2 separate regions of the Homo sapiens genome follow, and region 1 is linked to region 2. Evidence: chromatin loops called from intact Hi-C (ENCODE). Cell type or tissue: dorsolateral prefrontal cortex. All regions are shown on one strand. Links, peaks and the distances in the headings refer to the core of each region. The heading gives the core; the rest is flanking DNA. Region 1 holds the start of NXPH1 (neurexophilin 1). Region 2 overlaps NXPH1 (neurexophilin 1).

Region 1 (8,339 bases), core at 97-8,096, 290 kb before region 2:
TAAGCAAGACCACAGCTGGATGCTTTGTAACAATAGTTCTCTGTTTTTACTTGGATTTTGGGTAGAATATGATGATATTAAGGTGTTTAAGACAGGTTCATTTTAGGACAAAATTTTGTAGAACTCAGCCTCTCTCTTTATGTCTCTCTTCTCTCCAGCCCCAAGATAATTCAAACCTCTCCCTTCCCTCTCCCCTGCCAAAAAAGAGAATCATACAAATGAACCAAACCAAAATAGATAATTACATTTAACAGAACTATCAGTATATGTCAGAAGATTCTAGTTTAATTTCTTCTGGTTTTAACTTTCAGGAAAGTTAATTTCACTATTTTCTTTTGATGCAGCCCATTTTAACCCTTTAAAAATATATTTCTTAGAGACAAAGATCTATATTATTTCTCGTACTGTTCATTTCAGGTTGGACCAGGTAGACATGGGGAAAAGCAGATGCAGAGGGTTGTGTTTTACAGTGGTTATCATTCATACTAAGTTTATATCTGTATTAAGTTGCATTGCACACAAAGTTTGGAAACAGTATTTCTGAAAGAATTTTCAGCATGAGTAAAGTCAGTAAAAATTGGTACAAACACTATACTTCTTAAGGTAATCACACTTTTGTTCTCACTCAATGAAGCTGACTGTTCATGTATTCTAAGAGTGCATTTTAGAGTAGGATACTACTTGAAACAGAAGAATGTAAGAAAATCATGCTTTTATTGCTCCATTGTTCTTTATAAAGCAAATGATAGGAAAAAAGGAGGGTGAATGAACCATTCTTGTCCACTTCTCCCCCAATATTATATTATTAAAACTGGAGTGGTTTAGCAGAAACGATACATTTTTCTGTGTTACTTGGTGGCTCGGTATCCTTTTCTGGTTGAGTATTATAGGAGATGAAGACCCCTGTGAAATATGAAAAATGACAATCCGCCACTGTTTTATATCACAGGCCAAGTATCTCATAGGATCCAGCGAAGGTTGAATGTCTGGGCAGAAGATCTCAGGTCATTAACAGAAAAAGCTCTTTGGCATCCTGTGTCATAGAACAAAGTGTCAAACCTGTTCCCATTACTAGGTGCCTGTGGTGCTTTTCTTAAATAATCAGTCCCATTCAGACAGACATTTTAAGGTCTCTGATCATCTTTCTATTTCACAAGCAGTATTTTTTTAAGGCTAAATGGCACTAGAAGCAGAATGTTTTTAAAGTAAGGTTTAGAAAAGAACTTGGTATATTCCAAAGCTAGCCGGATTCTTTCTCATTTTCCCAAAGGTCAGACAGAAGTTCAGCTCTGACAGCATTGTAGCTGGGAATCCAGATAGAGGCAGGCAACATTTGCTCCAGCTCTACACTCCAGTCTGGGAGGCCTGGGAGCTCCTGTACAAATAGGAATCAATTTTAGGATAGCCTTATGAATCCTAGAGGATGGAATTAGACAAAGCTTTTTTTGCCCCTGCTTTGACCATTTGGCCTCAGATACGGGTGCCCCAATACTTTAATTTTTCTTCTTTAAAGTTTAAAGTTTTTAAGAAAATGAAATAGCTGGTAAGTGAAAATAGTCAAGAAAACATTGTAATTATGCTATATGTACATGTGCGTTTTTTCTGAAGTGGATTTTCAGAGACACAGTTAGAAGGTGTGCTTCACTGCTTTATTCTGCATATGCCCCAATGAATTCCAGGAGGTCACAGCAGCAGAGTACAACTTTTAAGATTAGAAGAGCTTGCTCTTTAAAGAGTTATTTTTAGCTGGAAGGGAGAGTGTAGACCTCAAAGTGCTGGTAGGTATGTTCTACAGTGGGGATCTAATTTGGAGGTCTTTGGAGATCTGATTCCAGGGGAAGGTCTCAGTGGGGCTCCTCTTGCCTCTGCTGCAGGACTGGGTGGCTCTGCTGATTGTCACTGCCTTGTTTGAGGGGTGGTCTCCATCATCCAGGGGAATTCAGCCTGGGACCTATTGTCTAGAGTGTACATTGTATCTAGGCCCAGACCTGCCAGAGTGTCCACAGCCACACTTGAGGAAAGGACATTCCAGACTCATTAAATATCACAATTCGATTTTGATGTCACTAACTCAGGTTCCTGAGATAAATTTCCATACAATTCCTACAGATTGATATGGATATGTGCATCACCCCAGGAGAGGCTCTGGTGAAGGGCAGGCTTGGAGATGCAATGGGCAAGGTTGGGGAAGAGATACCCTCTTCCGGGTTCCGATTTGTGCCCTGAATTTGGGCAAGCTCAAGGAGCACTGGCAACCCCACCAGCACCAGAAGAAGCTGGTCCTGGCTGTCTCCCGAGACTGGTGAAACTGCTCTGGTGGTGGTGCACTGGAAGGGTGGAGGAAAAAAAACAAAAAACAAAACAGGGTTTGAGGGGGAATGGCAGGGACACGGTAGAGGCACAGAGATACAGAGACCTAGAGTCAGAAATCCTGAGTGAGACACACAGAAAGGCAGAAAAAGGCAGAAAGATGCTGAGGGACAGAGACGCAGACCACAAGAATGACAGAAGAAGGAGACAGAGAGAGAGAGGGAGTGAGAAAGATACTGAGAAATAGGGACAGTAAGGGAGAGACTGAGAAAGACAGAGACAGCCAGAGTCGGAGCACAGAGGCCGAGTCTGGGAGACGCTGGTTGAGTGGGAGGTGTCAGTAGCGAGGGAGGTGGTGACGGCTCGAAGCATCCCCCGTCCTCCTCCTCCCCCTTCACGCTCAGCCCAGCCGGCGGCGAGGAGTCCAGAGGCCAAGGTCGCCCAGTCCTCTCGGCTGTCTCGAGCTGAATGGCTGGCAGTCTGCGGCTCCCCCGCCTCCGGCCCGGCAGCCACAGGTCGGAGGCGCCCGGCGTCGGCGCTCGAGGCCGGCAGGGGCGCCCTGCACCCTCCCGCGCCCTTCCCCGCCCTACGCGACTCCCGGCTGCTCTTCCCGCCACTCCCCTGGGCTTTGCGATCTTCCCTACGCCCCCCGGGAAGGGGGCGCTGCGGCCACCGAAGACACCGCGGGAGCCACTTGTCCCTGTGGGCCCAGCCCGCGAGAGCCTGAGAGCCGGATCTGTTTACACAGGGTACTAATTAGTCTTTGAGGAATCATTCACCCACGTGCCAAAGTAATTGTCCGTGTCAGGAAGGTAGGCGTGCCAAGCCGCGGCTCTGCGGAGAAACCACGACCACCGCGGCCGCCGGAAACCCAAAGCGCTCCAGAGCGTCCCCGGGTGGCCGGGCAGCACCAGGGACAGCGCCCGGGACTCCACTGGGGACCGGCTCCTGGGCTTCCCAGCGTCGCGGGTAGAGGTACAGCTGCTCCGTGTGCCGCAGGCTCCAGATTCTCGCCACCCCACCCCTCCCTCAGAAACTCGGACTGCTCTCGTCTGCCGTGTGGTTCTCTTTTCTTCCGAAAGGCCAGTGTCTTATCTCTCCACTTCAAGTCCAGAGGACTTGCTCAGTCTCCTCCCCTTAAGTCATTTCCACCATCCTCAGGCAGCTGTGGGAAGCCGAGAGTCCTGGACTGTTCGTCCGGGTGCCAGCGCTGGCAGTCCCAGTCCGTCCGGTGCAGCAGCCCGGCGCATTCCCCTCTCTCCCTCCCTCTTGCTCTCCCTCCCTTTCTGTCTTCCTCTCTTTCCTCCTCTACTGCTCCCTCCCTCTCTTGCCTCTTAAGTTTCCTGCACCGTGAATCCAACTGTGCCAAGCCTTGGCTCCCGCGAACCAATCCTGAGCGCGACCCGGGCACTGGGACGGCGACTCCGCCAAAGCTGGACGAGGCAGCCGGACCCGTCTGCGCTCGAGCATGGAGACGGAGCGCCTGGGAGGGCACGTCCGGGGCGCTGGAGACGCCAGGCCCGAGTAGCTTCTCCATGGAGCCTGCCCAGAGCGGTCCCTTCTCGCAGGATTCGCCCCAAGTCCTGTGCGGTACGTACCCTTTGCCTCCGCTGTTCCCGGAGGGTACACCTGGGAGCGGGGTGGTGGGCACGAGGAAGGGACGGCAGGGAGGGGCGCTGGTTAGGAAAGAGAACAAGCCTGGCAGGTGACCCTCACAGCTCGGAGGAGGCTTCTTCTCTAGAAGTTAGCGACCGGCTGTACCCTTTGGCTCGAAAAAAGTAGTGCTAGAGATGTGACTGTGAGCATTCGTGGGTATCTCTGTGTGCGCCAGGGGTTCGAATGGGTAAACTGATCCCTGCTTTCCTGTATGCAAATTGCATTCTCTTTCCCCACCCCCACTTCACCGAACGTGTTGAGGTACCTAGCACCTAATCGCGGTCAGTTCTACCTACCTCTTCCTCTCACCGCGCCCCCCTCGCTCAATCTCTCTCTCTCCCTTTATCTTTCCCCTCTATCTCTCTCTGCTGGTGTGTACGTGTGTGAGCACTGCCAGGGCTGGCGAAGAACCAGCCGCCGCCTTTAGTCCGAGCCGCCGGGCCACCCAACACAAGGGCAGGTCTCGCTGCCGGAGAAGCCTGGGCTCCGAACCAGCCTGCACGCGGCTCAGTGTGCTCCGCCGCCTGGGAACTCGCACCCGAGGAGCGCAGGGGGCAAGGAGCCCCTCACCCTCCCTCTCGTCCGCCCGCCCGCCTCCCCAGCTGCGGACCGCGCGCTTGCTGGTCTCAGGCGCTGGATTTACTCGCTTTTCAATTTTTCGTACCCTCCCTCCCTTTTTTTTTTGGTCCCCCACTCCCCGCTACGACCCCCTTTCCCCGCTTGATTGTCAAGCCTAACCTTGCCCGCGTAGTCATGGGATGTCTAATTTTATTTGCATCTAGGCTGCTGAGAGCGCTCCTTGCTCTGTAAAGTGGATGTCAGGTGGATCTATGTTTCTGAAGGAACAAAGACTCAAAGAAGGCACCGCCAAGGAAGTTTGAGACGCGGGAGAATGCAGGCTGCGTGCTGGTACGTGCTTTTCCTCCTGCAGCCCACCGTCTACTTGGTAAGTCTTGGAAGGTTCGGGGCTTTCGCATTTTTACCCCGGCCGGGAGGCAAGGAAACTGGGGACACGCGGGAGAAGGGTTACGCCGCCAGTTCAGTGAGAGCAGCTTCCTAGCAGCTGTGTTGGAGCAACTTTGGCAAGCTGGTCTCTGGATTCCTGCGGATTTTCCGGGGTTCCCACCCCATTTTCTGCTCCAATCCCCCAGTCTCCTGCGCGTGATTCTTGAAAGGGGCTAGGGCGCCCCAGACACCCTAAACCCAAGGAGGTAGTGAGATGGGGTGCTTTATGTGATAGAGGGCCAACGAGAAGAAGTGGAAGGCAGGAACTCTCAGTAGCTCATGCACAGAGTTTAAACGAAGGGAAGTGGGGGTGTAGTTGGGTGGTGGAAAGAACAAATCTGCCCAGGTCTGTGAGTTTAAAAGTGAATCTACCCACCCACTTCCCCGATTTGGAGATGAGACACATAAAGAAGCGCAGTTAACTTTCTTTGACTTGTAAGGGTTCCGACAGGATAAGTTTAACTATCAGGGGTACTGCAAGCAATCGGAGTTAGGACAGAGATACTCCAGCAAACATGTCCACCTTCCTCTCGTCTCGACCTCCCCTTTTCATCAAATAACTAAATCCCATCTCCAGTGACTAGTCCATTATTAGGGAATGGTAGGCCTTGTCGCCAGGGAGAGAATTCTAAACAAAGCCGCGGTCCTTGTCCTTCAGTAGCAGAGTTTTCCGGGGGGCTGGACTTTGTACACTGCTGGAACTCGGCTCCTGGTTGAAGAGCTTTGTTGTGGTGAATTGGTAGCTGTTTGTGCCATGTTGAGACAAGGAGAATGAGATATTTCAGGTCTGGCTTCTGGGGTGGGAATGGGGGAATGGGGGTAAGGGACACTTGTGCCCTGCTGGTGAAGTTGTGTTCAGTGTCCCGACCCCCATAGCCCATCCTGGGCTGCGGGAGTGCACCGAGGGCTCGCTATGTTCTGTCTAGGGGTGAGGTGCGCTAAAGCAGCCCGAACTCTCTGATGGGCTACACCTCTGATTGGAGGTGATACTGGCGCTCCTCAATCCCAAGAGCCTTAGATAGAACCCATAAGCCTGAAAGAATTGCCATCCCTACAATTGACAGCGTTTCTCGGCCGTTGCCCTGGTGCATGTGGCTGCAAAGCTGCGAGTTGTGTGAATTCTGTGTATGTGAGTGACACGTATATATATGTGTGTGTGAATGTGTATTTAACCGATTTCAGCTTCAATCCAAGAACCCTCAATGTTGCCTGTCTTTGCCCCTTTATCGCCTGACCGTAGCAGCCGCGGACGCCAGAGGGCGCTGCGCATCAGCGTCCTCGCCCACAGGACACCTTGGGGTAAACAGGTGAAAGCCAGGGCAGCCAATCCAAAAGAACAGCCTTTCTGACTCTGTCACCGAAGTCTGTGCCTTTACCCGCTGGAACGCAGGCGGAATGCAAAAAGTGTCCTTCCCATTTCCCATCTTCAATCATTTTCACCCCCACCTGTGTTCAGTAAGCCCACTGACATTGAGAGACCATGGATGGAGGGCAGAAAGTTTGGCCAGAAGAAATATAGAATTTTTTTATTGAGAGATGGGGGGAGGGAATGCAAAGTGAAAGCGACGGGGGCGGGGGGGAGGTAATTTTAAGGATTCCCTTGACCATCGTAACCCGCTTGCCCTTTTCCTCTGCATACCTTTACGCCTGACCTGAACTTGAGGACTGTTCTTACGTCCTTGGGCTGTGCTCACACACACGGCAAGGGCTTGTGGCTATGGTGCAGTTTATTGCTTGGAGCAAGTATTTCGATAGTCTGGAAAATAATCTATCAAAAGCAGAAGTGAAATCAATACTTTGTGTTAAATTTTAAATGTGTTTGTTGGCAGTTAAACCGTTTTCCACTCATTACAACAACAGTGCTGGATTTATTCTAATGCGCTGCGTTCTCAACAACAAGCGCATTAATTCTCCTTTAATTGTAAACTGGGAGCATTTGAAAACCATTCAGTGTGCAAATTATGCTGATTCAATTACCGTTTAGTTACAGACTTCATTACCTGAATGCCTTTTGGCAATACAGAGAAAGGAGACAATTTTTCCAATTTCACTCAAAACAATACGAAATGTGAACAATAAAATAGAGAAGGCTATTTAGAAGTCCGTTCTTTTTTCTCCAATCTAAAGTACTTTTGTGTGTCGGGGACTAGAAACCACATGCACCACAAAAACTACAGCTGATGGCTGTGACCCAAGGCAGTATTTCCAGGGATTGTAATCCCATGGATATTTGCCAGCAGAATTCCGAGCTGTTTTCCTGAAGGAGCAAAAAGCTGACTTCTACCATGGAAATGAATTTAAAAGGGTGAATTGGGCAGTCATTTCGGGATGGTTTTAGGCAAATAAAGAAGTAGAGAGCCTTGATTAAAACTCTAGGGCAATGAACCGATCAAGAAGTGATCAAGGCTTCTTTCTTCATCTATTTCATTAAATACCAGATACAGTTAACTGGATTGATCATTTGTTTGTAGCTGCACATTGGAAGATCTTATCCCTTTGTAAGAACCTGCACTGGATGCATACAGATTGTCAGGAGCTGCTTTAAGTTACATTCAAAGAAGGCAAGAGTGGCAAAACCATTATTTTAATTTTCTCTTGAACTGACATAAGCCAGGGAAGAATTTGATGGATAATTTTTGTCTTTGTGAGCTCACACCACTAGTTAAGTGCCTGCATCACTCTGTTTATGCCTTACCTCTTAGCTGATATCTCAGTGCACCTTGACCTTTAAGCCCATGGTATCCTAGTTATGTTTCCCAGGGAGTAATCACCACATTAAGTCCATGAAACAAGACTTGTCTAGTTATCTCCTAAAGAAATATTTAGGCTTCTGTTTAAAGTGAATACCTTAAATACCCCCAAATTTGAGAATAACTTCTTATGAAAACTCTGCAGTAGGTCAATGCCCCACACCAAGCCACAGTTTCCTACCTGTATTTGGGTGAATGTTTGCAAAGTATGTTTCTGGGCCCGGGATTCTTTGAATGCTTTAGGTTGAGGATTTTTGTGTTTTTTGAGAGACAAGTCTGTCCTAGTTCAAAATAGAAGCTTATTTTAGTACTTTAATGGGAAACTAATTAGATATGTGCCCACAGAGTTACCTTCTGAAGCATGTTAGCTGGAATACTCAAAATCCACCACAGGACAAGCTCCAGCCATAAATGCATGGGGGTGGGAAACTAACTTTTAAAAATAAAGGTAAATAAAATTTCAGACTATTGAATGTTATGTATTGCAGATTTAAAAGCCTGAATTCAATAGGAGAGAAGTCTATGGTTAACAACGCTTATTAAAAATAATAAAAAAGTTTTGCAATCTTTATTCTCTTATTATTCCTGGACCAATTCCAGGATATTTTCAGTATGATA
Region 2 (8,339 bases), core at 166-8,165:
CTTGGCCTAGTTACAGAGATATTGCTTCATGGTTCAGTGCTCCAAGAGCTGATGATGGCTCCAGGCCAGCAAAGGTGTCATTGACATAATAGAAAGTAAAGGTTTCTCTGGAACTCTAATGGGATGCTCCATAAAGCATAGATCAAAAATATTATGGCTTGGATAGTACAACCCTAGTGGGGACATTGGGTGGTATTTTTCCTCCATATGTCATTAAGAAAACAACCAAAAATTTATGTGCAAAGTCATAATTTCACATTCTAAAAGTAGGATTATTAATGAAAATTATATTATATTTGGTGGATAACCATTTGAAAAAGATAACAGTGTTCTGGTTGCCTAAATGACTTGGAAAGTCACCATTTAGGCAGTTCCCATAAAAAAGGCATCTGCCTTAAGAGCTGTCAGCCTGCAGCCTGGCTCCAGAATCTAGGCTCTTACCACTATGCCATACTACTTAAAATGTGCAATGTTTTCCGACGTGAATTTAAATTATGGAAATGAAATACTTTTATACAAAACTAACGACATAGATCAATATAATTGTATTGATTATTAATGAGTAAAAATAAAATAAAAAATACAATATTATTAACCACTGAGAAGAACAGCTTATGTACATTCTAATTCTCAAAATAACACTGGGACAGGGGGATTCTATCTCTAAATTAGAATAAGAAAATTTAGATTCAAGAGATTATGGCTTCATAATCAATTGTCATTTGGCTATGAAGTCCTTGCTGAATATCCTTGAGTGTCTGTATAAGCACCTGGTGTATTATGAACAGTATGATCTGCTTGTCAGCTCCTTTTGGAGAATGATGATTGAGGTTACACTTTAACTTGAAGTTCAAGGATTGGGGAATGCCTCTACTTGGTTAAGTGTCCATTCTTGGTTCATATCTGTTCAATGAACTGAATCACCAAAATGTACACTCTTAAATAGCAATAGGTAGTACAACCACCTTTCATTTGGTAATACCAGTAATAGTAATCTTGTGGTTTTGGGTCAGAACAGCAGGATAAGAATTCGAATGCTGTTTCTTGTATGTGTGATTCTAAGGCCATCTCTTGGGGCAGTGGGTCTTGCATTTCTCTACTCTATCATTAGGTTACTGGTATCTACATCACAGGCAGATCTGTGGGGATCAACCCACTCACATAATGTATTAACATATGATGGAAATGATAAACACTATGCAAATATTTGTTTAAAAATCTTTATGATTAAAATAAAATAATGTCAGCCTCAGACTGAAAGATAAGTTTAGTAAATCCAGCAAATGGATTTTAAAAAACATTAGCTTCGCTTAAACAAAATGTGAAATGAAACAGACCACAAAATGACAAGATTTAATGAGCTTATTATCAGTAAAACAATTGAATATAATGCAAATTAATTACCTGTAAAATTATATTAAACAGGCTAAATGACTTACTAGGCGATGATTTTGCATAGTACAATAATATTTTACTCTCTGCAACTACTAAAAACATTGCTTCCTATATGCTCAAACCAAGGAATTCCGTTTCTCTAATATCAATTTGTCAATCTAAAGTTCTAGAACTTTCCTATAAAATGATTTGCAGTGCACATCAGTACAACCCAAACTGAGGGACATTTTACCGATTAATAGCCTATGCTGTTCAAAAATGTAAAGAACCAGAAATAGAAGGGAAATAAGCTGTAGAGTCATGACAACTGAATGCAATGCAATTGCATGTATTGGATATAGATTCTGGACTAGAAAAATTGGTAGGCATAATGGGGTAACAGATGCCATTAGAATAATGGCAATAGGTTAAATTATGGTAATATATCAAGGTTAAATTTCCTGATTTTGATAGTTCTACTGTGGTTACATAAGATAATATAATTTTCTTAGGGTCTACTCCAGGACCTGCTTAAGGGTAAATGGGCATGGTGTCTCAAAGTTACTCTCAAAATGGCTCAGAAAATTTATACACACATACATACATATATGCATAAATATGAGAGAGAGTAAGACAGCAATAAAGTTAATGTGATCAAATGAAACTAATTGGTGAATCTCGGTAAATGGCATATGGAAGTTTCTTGTAACTTTTTGTAAATTGGAAATTATACCAAAATAAAAAAATAAAAATCTAAATACGTTTTTGTGCAGATTTAAATTAAGATGGATAGTCTTTGCAGTCTATTTAAGAACCAAGATTACTTAAAGAAAGACAGTTTCACTTAAAAATGCATTTCTTGTGGCTCACGCCTGTAATCCCAGCACTTTGGGAGGCCGAGGTGGGTGGATCACGAGGTCAGGAGATCGAGACCATCCTGGCTAACACGGTGAAACCCTGTCTCCACTTAAAAAAATACAAAAAATTAGCTGGGCGTGGTGGCGGGCACCTGTAGTCCCAGCTACTCGGGAGGCTGAGGCAGGAGATGGCTGTGAGCCCAGGAGGCGGAGCTTGCAGTGAGCTGAGATTGTGCCACGCACTCCAGCCTGGGCAACATAGCGAGACTCTGTCTCAAAAAAGGCATTTCTTGATTGTTTAAACGATCATCCAGTTCGAAAAAACCATAAATCTCATACCTTCCTTTAACATTATGTGAGACTATGAAATAAACATTTTAATTAAAAGGAAATTAATGATACACTTAGAATATGCTATTTAATTTCACCACCCCCATGGCAAATTCCATGATCCTTCGTAAATATTACAGATCAAGTTACCTTGGGTTTACTTTAGTACTTCCTGTTGAGAGTTACTGACTTTCAAGGCTTGTAGCAGGAGAGAACCTCCAAAATACCAGGACCTTTATTCATTAGAGGGTGAAAAGTACCAATGATGTGGGTTATATGGAATGAGTTGACTTAGAGATGGATTTGAAGTATGCGAAAAAAAAAGACTTCCATGGAATAATTTTTTAAAAATTTTAATATTATAGTTATTTAACAAAAGCTTGCTGATGGATTTATTTATTTTTGCCTGGGATAGAATAGAAAATCTGACATTTTACTTTTACTTTCCCCTTTTAAAAGCAAGACTTCTGAAAATAGGAATGAATGAGATTTTGGGAAACACATATAAAACATTTTCCCTTCAGAGCCTGAAGAATAATTGCCTCTGTGTTATCATTTGCTTGACTGAAATTCTGTTACAATGGTTCTCTCATTTCAATTCTCTCCTTCCTCACAGTCCTCACTGTTCAGATAAAAGCCTGGGAAGATCTGTGCACAAGTTTGTGTCCAAAGTCAACCCAAGAGACCCCGAGGTGTAATTGCAATAGACTAGGTTAATGCCTCTTTTTTAGGGGTTTGCAAATGGTGCCAATTTTCTAGTATCTCTTCCTTTCACAAAATTAAAACTTGCCAGCAAAGTTAAGCAAGTTCCTTGTTTTGAAGTGATTTGGTGATTTCCAGAGCTTTGAAGCTTTAAAAGCTCTGAAGAAGACGTTAAATACCAGCTCTCAATAAAGGAAAACCTTGGAATGCAAGAGGAGTGGGCTGGATGGTAACGAACCTTCATCACAATTTTGGCTCTGCTCCTAACCATCTTGATAGCCTTTTGTGAGTCACTTTAGCTCTATGAGGCTCAGCTTTCTAAGTTATAAAATATGTTCAATGGCCCCTTCCAGCCTCAGATGTTTAGTGATTGTAACTCTCAACAGTCATGGATTTTCATGACACAACCACAGAGCAAAAATGTCACAGTCAAACTGTGTTTATTTACACTTTATCAACTGTAGAGTCAAGCCAAAAATGCCTTCAATACTCACATTTTAATATCGTTTTAATTTGTGCTGTTAATGAACACTTTTACAGCTCTATTTTAAACCGTTGCAAACATACCCATAAAATTGTGTTTGCTTCGCATTTTAAAAACCCCACTGCATTTCCCAAGCAAATAGGCATTTATGCAAACAAATAGCCTAACACGTGTCTAACTGCCTGTTTCAAAGCAATTATTATTTGTCAATACAAATGTCCACTTGAGTAGTGCAAAGAAAATGCTCCCAGAAAGTTTGGCAGGCTCTGTTCTCTGCTTCAATTCTATCAGTATTCTTTTCATTACCACATTAGGATCAAATTTCTAGAAATTCAAGGAAGAAAATGTAGAATATGATGCTAACTTTCTTGCCACTAAGAGACCATACTCACTATTTTATTAAGTTTTGCTAATGTTTGTCAAGCCCCCCAAAATATAGTTTTATGCTCATCTAGGTATTTTGCTCTTATTCAGTTTTGTCTTAAGTAAAAATACATTTATTTGGGGATTTTTGGTATAACATTTTTGGTTATAATGGCCTGTAGCAGTCACTTGTATTTTCCAAGAAGAATGCCACCTTTTCTTCTTGTGCCACTGTGCATGATTACAGAATTACACAAAACCTCCACAAAGGATTACAATACAAACACCTTTATATCTGCCAGATATATAATATTTAGGAAGGATTTGTATAGGGTGCTATGAGTGGATCAATGATTGCTGTAGAAATGAAGTTTATGGGGAGCTAGATAATGCGGAGTTAGCTTAGCTAATGGGAATGTGTAGATAGGATTCCAGGAAGGGGAAGCAGCTTATACACAGGTTCTAAAGTTGGAATAAAGAGAGCACATGAAAAAGTCTGATGTGCAAAAATCCTGAGACTAAAGGGAAAAGTAGCCAACATGAAGCTAGAGACATAGACACATGTTGCATTGACTTAGACTACTTTCCAATAAGTAAGCAAGTAGATAAGTTAATAAATAATCAAATAAATAAATAGGTAAGTGTATCTGAGCTTTGAACATCCTTTCTCTCAGGAATAGGGCCCACAATAACTTCTTTAGTGGATGACGGCTTTTAGTAGTAGTTCCTTCAACAACAGCTGCTCCTTCCAGGTCACTAAAGCTCACAGAATAGGTGGTTCCCACAGAGTGCCTCAGCCAGCAGTTACCACAAAAGTTCCTGTCCATCTTTTTTCAAAGAGACCTGGGACCCTTAGTGACACAATCCTGTCTTTCAGCACCATGAATAGAGGCAGCTGTCATATGTCCTAGCTGTGCCCTCTAGCGGCAGCTGGAATGTTACCCGGCTCTTTGAAAAGGGTAATTAAAATACCTCTCAGTATTTGAAGTCAGTGAGTTTAGGGACATACTAGGAGAGGAAAGTCTTCCCCAACGACCTGTTCTCTCAGTTTGCCTATGATGCCTTCTATCCACAGTGCTCAAGGTAAAACAAACTGCTAATAATGAGTAAGCCATTTTAAGCTACATTAAAAGAGGGTTGAGGGAATTTCTGAAAATATATACAAATTTTCATCCAACCTCTCTATTGTGACTTATCTTACAGCATCTCTAGTCATTTTGAGGTTATGTCTGCCTCATTCTCTCTATGACCTATTTCATCTTATGATGTTTGTATGAATACCCTTCTTTGATTTAATGGAACTGTTTACTTAAGACTTGGCTCTTTTTGTTACCAAGGATATTTTTTCTTTTAACTCCAGGAGCACCACTCAGTTTTGTGTCTGATTAACTTTTCTTAACAGAATCTAAATCCAGAGGCCATCTTTTTGCTTATTTATGAGATCTCTCTGGCTAAACATCTTTTTTCATTAGCACATGTCTCTTCAGTATGAGATTTCACACACCATGCTTTAAGAACCTGGGAATTGAGGAAAATGGTGATGCAAGACCAAAGCAAAATCTAGCCCAGGCTTGTGGACAGCAGCAGCATCTGATTCCAAATCTGGCAGTAACTGGTTAAGAGATCTGCAGAGGGCAGAGTATAGTAACCCAGTGCTAGGAATCTTGCAAGGGAGAAACAGAAGGTCAAGGAATGGATGTTACCTTCTTAGGGAAGAGCTTTTTAAAAGAATTCTCAAGGGAATAGTTTTCTTATAGAAATAGTGGTGTTTGATATTCTCAGTGCATGAGTTGTATCTTCCCTGAGCTATGCCGAAGAACCCATTGTAGGACAGGCGCTGTGACTCACGCCTGTAATCTCAGCACTTTGAGATGCCAAGGCAGGCAGATCACTTGAGGCCAGGAGTTCGAGACCAACCTGGGCAACATGGCGAAACCCTGTCTTGACTAAAAATACAAAAATTAACTGGGCATGGTGGTGGGCGCCTGTAGTCCCAGCTACGCAGTAGGCTGAGGCATGAGGATGGCTAGAACCTGGGAGGCAGAGGTTGCAGTGAGCTGAGATCCAGCCACTGCACTCCAACCTGGGCAACAGAGTGAGATTCTGTCTCAAAAAAAAAAAAAAAAAATCCATCGTAGGGCCTGGTACTCTAAGTTGGATGTGTTTTTACCACTTCTTGCTCTGGCCAAGGCATGATTCACCAAAAATATTTATTTACTTAATGTAAAAAATTCTTGAAGGAATTCAAACTCCAGCATCATCCACCTTTGTTGAAAGGGTGAGAGGTCTATTCTATCTACTAGACTTTATTTTTTCTTAGACAATGCCACACTAGAACATTGGATTTGCTCTGCTTCAGAGAGTTGGAGATTCCCAGGACTTTTATAGGAGTGTGGAGAGGCTCTATTTCCAGGATCTTTACCTATTTTTTTTTATTTCTGGGTTGACCGACATTGTCCACTCAGCACCTGGAAAGTTCTGAGCACTGTCCATGCACAATACTCTGATCAGAAAAAGACACTAGAAGGGTTTTTGAATCAATCTAAGGTCTAAATGACACAGGAATGTTATTCCTTGGCAACTAATCTCCATTATTTAATTTATATAACGCTTCCTTCTAACAAAAGGCTTCCAGGTGAAACTCTGGATAATCAGAGTGTGTTAATTTAGGCATATTGTATCAAAAATATCAAAGTCATTATTTCCTTAGGAATTTGGACTTCTATTGGATAAGCTGTGTTATTATTGCTACAAAGTGTGTTTTTATATAAAGTTGTATATAAGAACATCTGTATGTATATTATTAATACCAGTGGCTAATAGGTACAAATGTCTTACATATACTATTCTGAAAATATGGTTGGAAGGTAAGTCAATCCTTCCTCGTTTGCTTCTTTTTCTTTTTTTTTTTTTACACTTTACTGCAATAATTTTCATTTTTTTGTTTGTTTTTTTTAAATGTATTATTATTATACTTTAAGTTTTAGGGTACGTGTGCACAATGTGCAGGTTAGTTACATATGTATACATGTGCCATGCTGGTGCGCTGCACCCACTAACTCGTCATCTAGCATTAGGTATATCTCCCAATGCCGTCCCTCCCCCCTCCCCCCACCCCACAACAGTCCCCAGAGTGTGATGTTCCCCTTCCTGTGTCCATGTGTTCTCATTGTTCAATTCCCACCTATGAGTGAGAATATGCAGTGTTTGGTTTTTTGTTCTTGTGATAGTTTACTGAGAATGATGATTTCCAATTTCATCCATGTCCCTACAAAGGACATGAACTCATCATTTTTTATGGCTGCATAGTATTCCATGGTGTATATGTGCCACATTTTCTTAATCCAGTCTATCGTTGTTGGACATTTGGGTTGGTTCCAAGTCTTTGCTATTGTGAATAATGCCGCAATAAACATACGTGTGCATGTGTCTTTATAGCAGCATGATTTATAGTCCTTTGGGTATATACCCAGTAATGGGATGGCTGGGTCAAATGGCGTTTCTAGTTCTAGATCCCTGAGGAATCGCCACACTGACTTCCACAATGGTTGAACTAGTTTACAGTCCCACCAACAGTGTAAAAGTGTTCCTATTTCTCCACATCCTCTCCAGCACCTGTTGTTTCCTGACTTTTTAATGATTGTCATTCTAACTGGTGTGAGATGGTATCTCATAGTGGTTTTGATTTGCATTTCTCTGATGGCCAGTGATGGTGAGCATTTTTTCATGTGTTTTTTCGGCTGCATAAATGTCTTCTTTTGAGAAGTGTCTGTTCATGTCCTTCGCCCACTTTTTGATGGGGTTGTTTGTTTTTTTCTTGTAAATTTGTTTGAGTTCATTGTAGATTCTGGATATTAGCCCTTTGTCAGATGAGTAGGTTGCGAAAATTTTCTCCCATTTTGTAGGTTGCCTATTCACTCTGATGGTAGTTTCTTTTGCTGTACAGAAGCTCTTTAGTTTAATTAGATCCCATTTGTCAATTTTGGCTTTTGTTGCCATTGCTTTTGGTGTTTTAGACATGAAGTCCTTGCCCATGCCTATGTCCTGAATGGTAATGCCTAGGTTTTCTTTTAGGGTTTTTATGGTTTTAGGTCTAACGTTTAAGTCTTTAATCCATCTTGAATTGATTTTTGTATAAGGTGTAAGGAAGGGATCCAGTTTCAGCTTTCTACATATTGCTAGCCAGGTTTCCCAGCACCATTTATTAAATAGGGAATCCTTTCCCCATT

What was found. Hi-C counts contacts between places; a loop is a spot of excess contacts. Peaks named below come from ENCODE experiments on the same cell type or tissue, not always from the same donor. Only the 100,000 strongest peaks of a DNase experiment are listed, where the experiment ranks them.
Region 1: it touches region 2 in a loop (6-fold over the local background); 26 of 110 quality-filtered maps call a loop at or near these places.

Annotation. Positions count from the first base shown.
Region 1 is chr7:8,430,856-8,439,194 of GRCh38, forward strand. It overlaps NXPH1 (neurexophilin 1), which reads left to right and starts at 2,754. Exons shown (of 3, transcript NM_152745.3): 1 at 2,754-3,900; 2 at 4,749-4,912. The coding sequence starts at 4,859. RefSeq lists enhancers at 3,318-3,865, 3,866-4,413, 4,414-4,961. In dorsolateral prefrontal cortex, for the core only: a CTCF peak has its summit at 6,245 (motif pointing right); a DNase peak (open chromatin) is centred at 6,226; H3K4me3 peaks cover 5,253 bases; H3K27ac peaks cover 2,167 bases; H3K27me3 peaks cover 7,745 bases.
Region 2 is chr7:8,719,270-8,727,608 of GRCh38, forward strand. All of the region lies in intron 2 of NXPH1 (neurexophilin 1), which reads left to right. Among named protein-coding and RNA genes, the nearest start is that of NXPH1, 290 kb to the left of the region's middle. In dorsolateral prefrontal cortex, for the core only: CTCF peaks have their summits at 5,046 (motif pointing left) and 5,246; a DNase peak (open chromatin) is centred at 5,012.